2 separate regions of the Mus musculus genome follow, and region 1 is linked to region 2. The links are chromatin loops, found by intact Hi-C in ENCODE. Cell type or tissue: gastrocnemius. All regions are shown on one strand. Links, peaks and the distances in the headings refer to the core of each region. The heading gives the core; the rest is flanking DNA.

What was found. Peaks named below come from ENCODE experiments on the same cell type or tissue, not always from the same donor. Only the 100,000 strongest peaks of a DNase experiment are listed, where the experiment ranks them.
Region 1: it touches region 2 in a loop (2.6-fold over the local background); 8 of 42 quality-filtered maps call a loop at or near these places.

The regions. Positions count from the first base shown.
Region 1 is chr11:97,344,273-97,349,635 of GRCm38, forward strand. It overlaps Gpr179 (G protein-coupled receptor 179), which reads right to left. Exons shown (of 12, transcript NM_001081220.2): 4 at 3,134-3,221; 5 at 2,195-2,430; 6 at 1,436-1,504. Among named protein-coding and RNA genes, the nearest start is that of Gpr179, 5.4 kb to the right of the region's middle. In gastrocnemius, for the core only: no CTCF peak of the experiment used is centred there; a DNase peak (open chromatin) is centred at 2,300.
Region 2 is chr11:97,463,257-97,468,619 of GRCm38, forward strand. It overlaps Arhgap23 (Rho GTPase activating protein 23), which reads left to right. Exons shown (of 19, transcript NM_021493.2): 7 at 128-445; 8 at 1,539-1,600; 9 at 1,803-1,933; 10 at 2,754-2,875; 11 at 3,176-3,331. Among named protein-coding and RNA genes, the nearest start is that of Arhgap23, 16 kb to the left of the region's middle. In gastrocnemius, for the core only: no CTCF peak of the experiment used is centred there; DNase peaks (open chromatin) are centred at 2,871, 3,392 and 3,676; H3K27ac peaks cover 863 bases.

The DNA of each region.
Region 1 (5,363 bases), core at 316-5,315, 120 kb before region 2:
CATGACCAATCTTCCAGGCAGCCCCACAGTAGAGGCTTCACATGTCCCTCGTGCAGAGTTAAAACAAAACAAAACAAAACAAAACAAAACAAAACAAAACGCGTCCTAAAACACACAGCAGGTCAGAAAACTCTTTCCAGTGTGGGTCTCTGCCTGCAGAGCTCACTAGGTCAGCCAGACATTTGTGAGAGGAGAGGTGGGGGGAGGGATTGTAAAGATGCCAAATCTTCCTAGGAAGGCAAGGAAGGATTTTGAAGAAGGACAGTTGGGGTGTGGGTTTTTGCTTTTTGTTTTTATGTATATGAGTACACTGTAGCTGTCTTCAGACACACCAGAAGAGGGCATCAGATACCATTACAGATGGTTGGGAGCCACCATGTGGTTGCTGGGAATTGAACACAGGACCTCTGGAAGAGCAGTCAGTGCTCTTAGCCTCTGAGCCACCTCTCCAGTACCACAGGAGTGGGGGGTATTAAGAAGAGAGGCCAACTACTGTGGAACGGTGAAAGGCAGCCTGTGTTTTGGTTGAGCAAGGCATACTCCGGAGACCCAGTAGAAAACTCTACAAGGGACGGAACAGTGAGCCATGTTCCCAGACATAGGCTCCTGACACCACGGAGCCCCCAACGCCATAATCATGTGACTTATCAGTCACGCAGACAAAGTCCCAAGCTCCTGGCATTCTGGCTAGACTCTACCCTCACAGTTACCTCTCTCTCTTTAGCTCTATCTCTCATTCTCATCTCTAGTTCTCCTTCTCCCCCTCCCTGCCCCCCTCTCTCCACGTGGCCATGGCCGTCCTCTCTCTTTCTACCTTCTCTCTTTCTCTTTGACATTCTACAATAAAGCTCTAAAACCATGGACCGTCTCTACTCATCGACGCTCGCCATGTTGGGGCAACAGAGCAGGCTTTCCTCTAAAAAGCCGCGTCTAGGGGGGTGGCAAAAGAAGAAAAAAAAGAGCCGTGTCTAACTTTTCTCTGGAAGGCCTTCCTGCGCTCCAGCCATGGACCAGACCAAGGGCTCTCACCGGAGTAGGAACCACCCAGCGCCCCCTCTCCCCCTGCCCTCTTCTCCCTTTGACCCCGGGGGCTGACTGAGCTCCCCCCTACCCCACACCCCACCCCCCCGCCTTCACTTTGTCCTCAGCTCTTCGGAGACATACTGTGACATCTGGGATGTACAAGACTGAGAACCTGTTGTCTCTGGCCTCCATGAATCCCAGAGACCCTGGACTACTCCCTCTCTATCCCCTTGGACTGGGGTTCCGTGGCTTCCCACAGCCAGACGCCCATCTGGGCCACGTAGAGAGCATGCGGTAGTTCCCCGAGTCTGCCTGCCCATAGCACTGAGCTCTGGCAGGATGCAGTTCCTCCCCCGCCCTCTTTTTTACTTCTCCATGCCTGCTGCAGACAGACTACAGGTCACAGACTCACCGGGAAGTAGAGAAGTAAGGATCCAAAAAGGATGGTTTCCAGCAGGACGATTCCAGATGCCCGGATCCTCTGTTAGCCCAGGGGAGACAGGTGTGAACAGGGTGTGAGCGGGGTGTGAGCACCAAGCCTGGCCTGGGTCTGTCAGGATGCTCACTCTGGCCCTGGCTTTCCCCATCAGCACTAGCTCCACCCTCTGTCCACAGCCACTTGTCCAGTCTCACCCCAGGGTCTAGCTACACTTGCTGGGCTCACAGCAGAGGTTGCAGAAGCTAGAAAGGGCCTCTGGCATTCCTCCGAGCTTTGGGTCAGACTGTACTTTATCTAGAATAAGATTCCCCCATTTCCTCGCTGTAAAAACCAGTTAACCTTCAAGCCTGAATCCAACATCACTTTTCACACTCTCTACCATGCTGTCTCCTCCAGAATAACTGGGTCTCCTCTCTTAGCTCCTACCACACCTGGCGACCACCTCCATCCTTGCCCTGTCTCATTGCTTCCTCCCTGCCACCGGGGTCACATTACTTCTCTTGCAGAGTGCCTCTGTAGTATTTTGAAGTGAGTAGGCATTCAACTAGTATTTGTTGAATCAAATACAATGTTGCAGAGGCAGAAGCAGGTCTAAGATAGAGAGAGGTCACTGCCTAATGTCACACATTCTGATGTAAAGAAGCAAGACGGGCATTGGTTTCCCCAGGATTTAGTTCTCTAGCTGAGATGGGTTGGATGTGTGTGCTGAGGAGAAGTGGGGGGCCTTCTTGCCTTGCTCCCTCGGCAACGGTAGGCCACCAGCATACTCAGGAAGACCGCCAGCATGCAACAGGCCTGGCATGCCAGCACTGCCGTCCTCAGTGCCAGGGCCTCTTCCACCAGGCATGGTGTGGCATCCAGACAGCTGGTGCAGCCCTCAGGACACGGCTGGCACCGTAGCAGCTTCCCTAAGCTGTCTTGTGGGGACCCAAATTGCCCGGCAGCTTGTGTTGCACTCTCTTCTAAGCCTGCAAAGAATAAAAGGGGTGGAAGAAGGAGAGCTTGGCTGGAGACACGTGAAGGTCTAGCCTTGGGTCCTGAAGGCTCCATGCCCTCCTGTACCTTATGACCCCAGGAATAGAAATGAAGTGGGTATGTCCCGGGAAGGACAGGAAGAAGTGACGCCAGGCTTAAGGCTAACTTGTCTCATATCTATGTATTCTGTTTGTTCTCAGAAGGAAGACACCTACAAAATGCCCTGCTGCTGGTCTCTATCTCTTGCTCTTCCTCTCTCCCTCCTTTTCTCTCAAGACAGGATCTCAGTTTGTAGCCCAAACTGGCCTTGAATTCATGGCAGTCCTCCTGCCTCATCCTCCCAAGTGCTGGGATTACAAGTTTGCACCACTCCGCCCAGCCTCCTCTCCTCTTGGCTTTCTCCTGTTGAGCCCCCACTTTTTTTTGTTGTTGTTTTTTTTTGTTTTTTCAAGACAGGGTTTCTCTGTGTAGCCCTGGCTGTCCTGGAACTCACTTTGTAGACCAGGCTGGCCTCGAACTTAGAAACTTGCCTGCCTCTGCCTCCCGAGTGCTGGGATTAAAGGCGTGTGCCACCACACTGGCGAGCCCCCACTTCTTCCCAGGGTCACCTTCAGCCCACCTTTCTTCCATAGATGTTCCATCTCGACTTACCTTGGCTCACAAAACCTCTGCTTAGCCCTCTCCACACTTACGTACCCCCAGAACCACTAGCTCCATAGAATCCAGGTCGGCAGCGGCAGAGATAGCGGCCAAGGACAAAACCCTGACTCTCCAGAGGGACACACTGTGGGGATGACAAATGACATTTGTTTGTATGATGTTTTTCTCCGAAAGCTTTCCGTGCTGTGGCAAAGAGCCCCCTCCCTCCATGGCTTCTGTGTTTACATTAGGAGAGTTCACCAGAAGCTGTCTCTGGTTCTTGCCTAGCCCTTCCTCCTCTGGAAACTTTCTCATCTCTGCCGTTAGGCCTTTTAAAGGATTATCCAAGAAAAGAGTACAGGATACCTAACTCTTTGTTAGTAGCAGGGACCTCGAGTCCCATTTCTTGGTGCCTAGCTCTTTACTGGGGGGAGTGAAGACAGAGAGAGCTCAGAGCTCCATCATACCTTGTGTGCCTACACCCTGCTTCAAAAGGTTCCCATGACCCATCCCACTTGGTACACACAGATGATGTAATAGCTAGTCTATGTTAGTTTTTTTTTTTAAGACTTATTTATTTATTATGTAAACAGCATTTTGCCTGCATGTATGCCTGCATCCCAGAAGAGGGCTCCAGATCTCATTACAGATGGTTGTGAGCCACCATGTGATTGCTAGGAATTGAACTCGGGGACCTCTGGAAGAGCAGACAATGTTCTTAACCTCTGAGCCATCTCTCCAGTCCAGTCTATGTCATCTTGACACAAGCTAGAGTTATTGAAAGTGAACAGAGCCCCAACTGAGAAAATGCCTTCATAAGATCCATCTGAAGGGCATTTTCTTAATTAGTGATTGATGTGAGTGGGGGCCATCCCTGGGCTGGTGGGGGTGGGTTCTATAAGACAGCAAGCTGAGCAAACCATGATGAGCAAGCCAGTAAGCAGCACCCTGCCATGAGTTTTGCATCCATCAGCTCCTGCTTCCAGGCTCCTGCTTTGCATGAGTTTCCTGCCCGAGCTGCCTTTAATGATGAACCGTTCTATGGAAGTAAGAGTGAACTAAACCCCCTTCTCCTCTGGTTGCTTTGGTCATGATGTTTCATCACAACAACAGTAACCCTAAGACAGGGGAGTTTAAAAAGACCTCCCCAGAGAGGGTCAACTTCCATCAGGACCTATCTGGCTTTAAACATAGGACTGCTTTTCTCAGCCTTAAACCAGGCTGGGGGAATGGCAAAGTCAGCTCTTTATTCTCCCTCCCCCCTATTGATGTTCGCTAAGCAGAGGGGAATAGCGCATGGCCGTGGCCTCAGAGGTGGGCAGGGAAGACTGAGGTCAGTGGCTGAGAACAGGTATCTCAGAGGTAAGGGCTTTGAGCCTGCATTTGGCTTGGTTTGCCACGTTCAACACTCCCAGACCTTTTTGAGCTGTGGCTAGCCTCCTCCTCTACCCGTCAGCAATTCTATTAACTTCCATGAATACAAATGGAGCATCCTCTGTGTACCATGAGGAGCTCAGAGCTGTGTTGACATGAAGCAGGTGGCCTAGGAGAGGGAAAGCTCCTGGCTCAGAAGTTGCCCTAAAGAGGAATCCTGGGGCCGGGAGAAATGGCTAAACACACTGCACAGCCTGCAGGCAGCTCAACCTTTCCAGGGGCCTAAACCTCTTCCAGGGAGTTCAGCTGGTTCTTGCGTCTTCCAGGCGGCTGGTCTGGTCTCAGAGTGGTCTTTGCAGCTTTTCTCTGAGAATCTTTGCTATTCTGCTTCACCTCTCTGAAAGGGACTCTCAGCATGTATTTGGCAGGGAGGAGTCTAGTGAATCTGATCAGTTTCAGGAACTTCCTGAAGCTATTTTGAGTTGTGTATCTTTTTGTTTAAAGAACTTCTCTCTACAGGGTGCTAGAGAGATGGTTCAGCAGTTAGGAGCACTGGCTGCTCTTCCAGAGGTCCTGAGTTCAATTCCCAGCAACCAGATGGTGGCTTACAACCATCCAGAATGGTATCCTCTTCTGGTGTGTCTGAAGACAGCTACAGTGTACTCACATACATGAATCTTTTTTTTTTTTTTTTTTTTTTTTTTTTTTAAGAGGAATCCTGGAGTGCTGAGTACCAGAATGGAGGGCAGCAGGGAGGCACACTGAGGTTTCACAGGCAGGAGGGGTAGCTTTTTTGGGGAGAAGTAGAAGGGATGGACTAGGTTGTACATTAGCCTTGCTTTACCAAAGCCCGCCCTTGCACCTCTGCCAATCACTTGGTACTGCCTTGAAGCCCTGAGAGGTCCGGGTGGCT
Region 2 (5,363 bases), core at 196-5,195:
AGGCGGGATGGACTAGGGTCTGTCTCCTCTGTAGTCCATGGCCTGCTGCTTCTCAGCCTCTGGCGGACCCGTGACTGGCCTGGCTCTCACCGCTGCCCTGTTTCTCCCACTCTGTGTCTCCCTGCAGAAAGCGGGCGGCGGCCTGCGCCAGTGGAAGCGCGTCTATGCCGTCCTGCGGGCGCGCTCGCTCTCGTTGAGCAAGGAGCGGCGGGAGCCCGGGCCGGCGGCTGCGGGGGCTGCGGCGGCCGGCGCAGGTGAGGACGAGGCGGCGCCCGTCTGCATCGGCTCCTGCCTGGTGGACATCTCCTACAGCGAGACCAAAAGGAGGCACGTGTTCCGGCTGACCACCGCTGACTTCTGTGAATATCTCTTTCAGGCTGAGGATCGGGATGACATGCTGGGCTGGATCAGAGCGATCCGGGAGAACAGCAGGGCCGAGGGCGAGGTGAGGCCCTGGGCTTGTGCCCAGTGGGCCACCAGAGCAAGGCAGGGGCAGGGCAGGGCAAGGCAGGGCTGCCTCTCAGCTGTTGTGACCTAGGGTAGCCACTCTGAGCCTCGCTCCCTCTCCTAGGAAAAGAATCTACCGTGGGACTGTCCACGTGAGTTTGGGTTTGAGGACAGATGCATGCACTGGCTGCAGGACGGCTGGCATCCTCAGGGCCCAATGACCAGCCAAAACAATAACAACTGTGATGGTGACAGTAATTACTGTCATTGTTGGGACTGCCTTGGGCAAGCTCTGTCCCATTGAGGTCAGCTCCAGGCCAGCCATAGCCTCTGGTAGGCTGGAGTAGGCCACCTCCAAGGGATGGGGTGCAGAATGAGTTGTCCTGAGTCAGAGGGCAGACACACTGCAGCACTGTCCTGAGTCAGAGGGCAGACACACTGACCTTAGCCAGAGGCTTAGCCTTTGGCAGCAGGTGGGCAGGGGTTAGGCCAAGTGATTTGGCAGGGGTTGGGGAGAGCTTTAAAAAAAAGAGGCATCCCTCCTGGGAACTGCCCATGTCTCCTCAAGGTCCCATCTGCACGGAGGTCATTTGATACACCTGGGCAGAGGAAGCACAGTCTCGGTCTTGGAGGATGGCGTCGCTATGAGGGCCATCTGCCTGGGCTTGTACCTGGATAGCCCTTTCCCTGAGGATGGCGGTGGGGTCCTCCCACTTCCCGGCAGAGGGCCTGTGTCCCTGTTCTGGAGGCTTTCTCCTGGGTTACTGTAGTAGCCACCTGTAGCCATTGTCCCTCTGTACATGACAGGTCTGGGAGCAGTGTTATGCAGTTCTGCACCCCAGCATGGAGGCTGCTTTGTCCAGCCTCCCTATGCTTATTGCCAAAGTGACTGGGGCTCAGAGATGTTAGGTGGCTTCCCCAAAGTCACACAGCTGCCCAGGGAGGTCAGCCCTGGCCTTTGTCCATCTGGGTCTATGCTGTCCATATGGTGGAGAGAGGCAAGGCTGAGGCAGGGGCCAGGGAGGAACTCTGGTAACGTGGGCTGTGGGCCCTGATGTGGTTCATCTCTCCTCCCCCTCCCCTCACTGCAGGACCCCGGCTGTGCCAACCAAGCTCTGATCAGCAAGAAGCTTAATGACTATCGCAAAGTGAGGTAAGGCCAGTTCTCCCAGAGCAGCCTGTGGTGGGGAGGAAAGCCTATGGGGTTGGGAGTTTCCAGGCAGAGATCTCTAGTCCTCGCTCAGACAAGTGAGCCGAGAGAATTGTCTCTAGTTGGAGAGGACGGAGGCCAGGGAAAGCGGCACTCTGGGCCGCTCCAGATGAAGACACCCCTCCTCTTCCTTTTCCCTCTGCAGCCATAGCTCTGGGCCCAAAGCCGATTCCTCCCCTAAAGGCTCTCGGGGCCTGGGAGGCCTCAAGTCTGAATTCCTCAAGCAGACTGCAGTCCGCGGCCTCAGAACTCAGGAGCAGCCCCCAGGAAGCAAGGGTAGGAGGGCTGGGTGCACAGTGGGTGCTTGTGCTGGGCAGCGCCCCTGCCTGTGTGTGCCCAGGGCGCCCCAGCCTGTGTGTGCCCAGGGCGCTCCAGCCTGTGTGTGCCCAGGGTTACTGCTGCTTTCTGCTTTAAGTGTAAGCCGATGAGGGGTCTGGAGCCTCAAGGTTTCAGGGCTGAAAACATCTGGATTCTGGTTTGCTTCCAGAAAATTCTTGTAGGCAGCCCTCTGTTTCTGCTTGTGTCCTTTGGGAATGAGAGGCTCACTGCAGGCAGGCCTGCATCTTTACACTTTGGGCTATCAGGAGCCACTTCCTGGGCCAGAGAGACTGCCCAGCAGTAAAGAGCTTCCAGAGGGCCTGAGTTGGATTCTCAGAGCTTACAAGTACCTGCAGCTCCAGCCTCAGGAGACCTGACACCTCTGACATCTGTGGGCGTCAACACTCATATGCATCCCCCAGTACACACACACACACACACACACACACACACACACACACACACACACATATTTTTGTTTAAACTTTAAAATCTTTTTTTTTTTTAAATAGCCGAAAGAAAGCATTTCCTTTGGTCATGCCAAAATGTGCTCTCATCTCACAGATTGGTCCTTGAGGCCACCAACTACCCTCATGGAGCCATGGTCTCCTTCCTGGGGGCCAGTCACCTTGCCCCCTAAGCCTTCTCTCACCTTTCAGTCTCCCTAGTTATTTGATGAAGTCCCTGTGTCCTAGTGTGTGGGTGTGGCATTGAATGTGTGGGACCCTTCTGACCTCCTTCAGCTGACCCCAGCTCTCTTTGCCATTGTTCATCCCAGAAGACAGTGTTGCAGCTCCCAAAACCCCCTGGGGCATCAATATTATCAAGAAGAACAAGAAGGCCGCCCCGAGGGCATTTGGAATCCGGTTGGAGGAGTGCCAGCCTGCCACCGAGAACCAGGTGGGTCCCCACAGTGCTCGAAGCAGGCAGCACCTAGGAGACCTGGGTAGGGGACCAGAGCTGTGAGGATGTAGCGGCTGCCCGTTCCTCATGTACACAGCCAGGTGGCTGCCGAACTGAGGTCCGCCCTGGTTTGCACCTTCTGAGTCGGTGGCTCATATTAGTTCTGACCCTTAGATGGAGGCCGTAAAGACTTCATCTCCTCGGGTGTCCTGGTAGCAGCTCTGGTCTTAATTCTCTACCACTTAGCCTCCTACCCCAGCCATCTCCCTAATCCCTCTCCCATGTCTGTGCTCCTAGCGTGTCCCCCTGATCGTTGCTGCCTGCTGCCGTATTGTGGAGGCCCGGGGGCTGGAATCAACTGGCATTTACCGGGTACCTGGCAACAACGCAGTGGTGTCTAGCCTGCAGGAGCAGCTCAACCGTGGGCCAAGTGACATCAACCTGCAGGATGAGGTGGGTGTGGCTCGGCTGCTGGTGGAGTCCAGGAACTGCCTGGTTGTACTCACCATGTTCTACTCTGCTTGTCACTGGGCCAGAGTGTCCAGGTGGCAGGAGAAAGCCTGCCTGCCCAGTCAGCAGGCCCAGTGGGCACCTCCCCAAGGATGGCCCAAAAAGAAATGGAGCCCTGGCCTGCTGGGTACTGAGACAGAGGCAGCTGTTTTGTTTTGTTTTGTTTTGTTTTGTTTTGTTTTGTTTTGTTTTGTTTTGTTTTGTTTTGTTTTGTTTGAGAGGGTCCTCTATGTAGCCCAGGCCTCTGCCTTCCAAGAGCTGGGATTATAGATATGTGCAGTGGCAAGGCAGCTGTCCTCCCTGGCTAGGTGACAGTTTTGCATGAGCACTTAGGACGGCCCAGTTCTCTCAGCTAAAATCAAATACAAATACGGGCAGAGAGAGGGCTGAACACTTGCTGGGAATTGAACTTCCAAGAGAGCCAGCTAGTGAGCATTTTTTTAGGCCTCCTGCTGCTCTTCCTGCCTCCCCCGCTCTCCTCTGCATCCTCATCCTGCCCACCCTCTCTCCTTTCTACAGTCCTTTAGCACCAGGCAAAATGGGCTGCATTCCATGGGCCGCTGAGGTTCAAAGATCCCTGGCCTGGTGGAAGAGGGTGCGCCTTGCTTTCAAGGTGGCCGGCCACCAGTGTGTAGCCTGGAAAGAGAGGCTGAAGCTGAGAGCAGACTGTAGCTGCTGACACACTGCACCAAAGAGTGGGTAGTATGCCTGGCAGTTTTCAAATGATTCCTGGAGTCTTAGGTTCCCAGAGGGGCTTTGAAGAGGCCACACTCAAGTCAAGACCCCTTCCTTTGCTGGATGGAGGGCCACCCTGCTCTGCTCTGAACTTTTCACATCTATTCGTTTATTTGCTGGGGGCTCCACACAGACTTTGTGTATGCTGTGGTGCACGTGTGGAAGTTGGTTCTTTCTTTCCATCATGTGCGTCCCGGGAGCAAACTCGGCTTTGGGCTTGGCACAAGCACCTTTACCTGAGCGCCTCTCTCACTAGCCCACCTTGGATTTTTTTTTAAGATTTATTTATTATTATTCATTAGTACACTGTAGCTGTCTTCAGACACACCAGAAGAAGGTGTCAGATCTCATTACGGATGGTTGTGAGCCACCATGTGGTTGCTGGGATTTGAACTCAGGACCTTCGGAAGAGCAGTCAGTGCTCTTAACTGCTGAGCCATCTCGCCAGCCCCACCTTGGATTTTTGTGTTAAGATTTTATTTGACCAAAGGGGCTCTAATGCAAAGGGCTTTACAGGGGAAAGCCACGAATCTGGCTAGTGAAGCACCACAGACCCCAGGACCTGCCATTAAGCACTTGTGTATAAGAGGAGGGAGGGATTGCTGAGGGATGGAGCAGAGGCAGCCTCCAGAGTTCCTGAGGGTATAGGAGAGCAGGTGGGAGAGTTGGCAGGGAATGACAGCGTTGTTTGAGACTCGTGGAAGGGTTTGAGGGTTGGAAAAAGGTGGATACACTTTTTGTGTTTGGGGGTGGGGATGTAAGACCCAGGGGGAGTGATGGGTTTCTAAAGCTTTTGACCTTGAACCAGAGGACTGTGAGGAACTTTTGGCAGATCTGGGGGGAGCACTGCCGAGGGTAGGGTGTGAGCGAGAGCGATGCTGAGGTTTTGTGGAGAACTGAGAGTGCAAGCCCGGGAGCAGAGGGGGAGGAAAGAAGCCCAGAGATGCTGGGGTCACTAATGGTCAGGATAACAGAGGGCCCTGGGTAAGTGGAGGCCGGGAGAGGGAGGAAGGACAGGCAGAGAGACCAGAGGGAGGACTGGTATCTGTGTGAGGAACAGGTTGGCTTGAGGAGAAGCTGAAGGAGATGAGTCAGATTGTGGCCCTACTGCATTTGGGATGATGGCACATCACCTATGTGGGTTGACAGTATCCTCAGGCCCTGACTAAGTGAGGTCATGTGACAGCCTGGGACCAAGGGAAAAGGCAGACTGAGACCAGCTTGGAAGGGCAGAAAGACA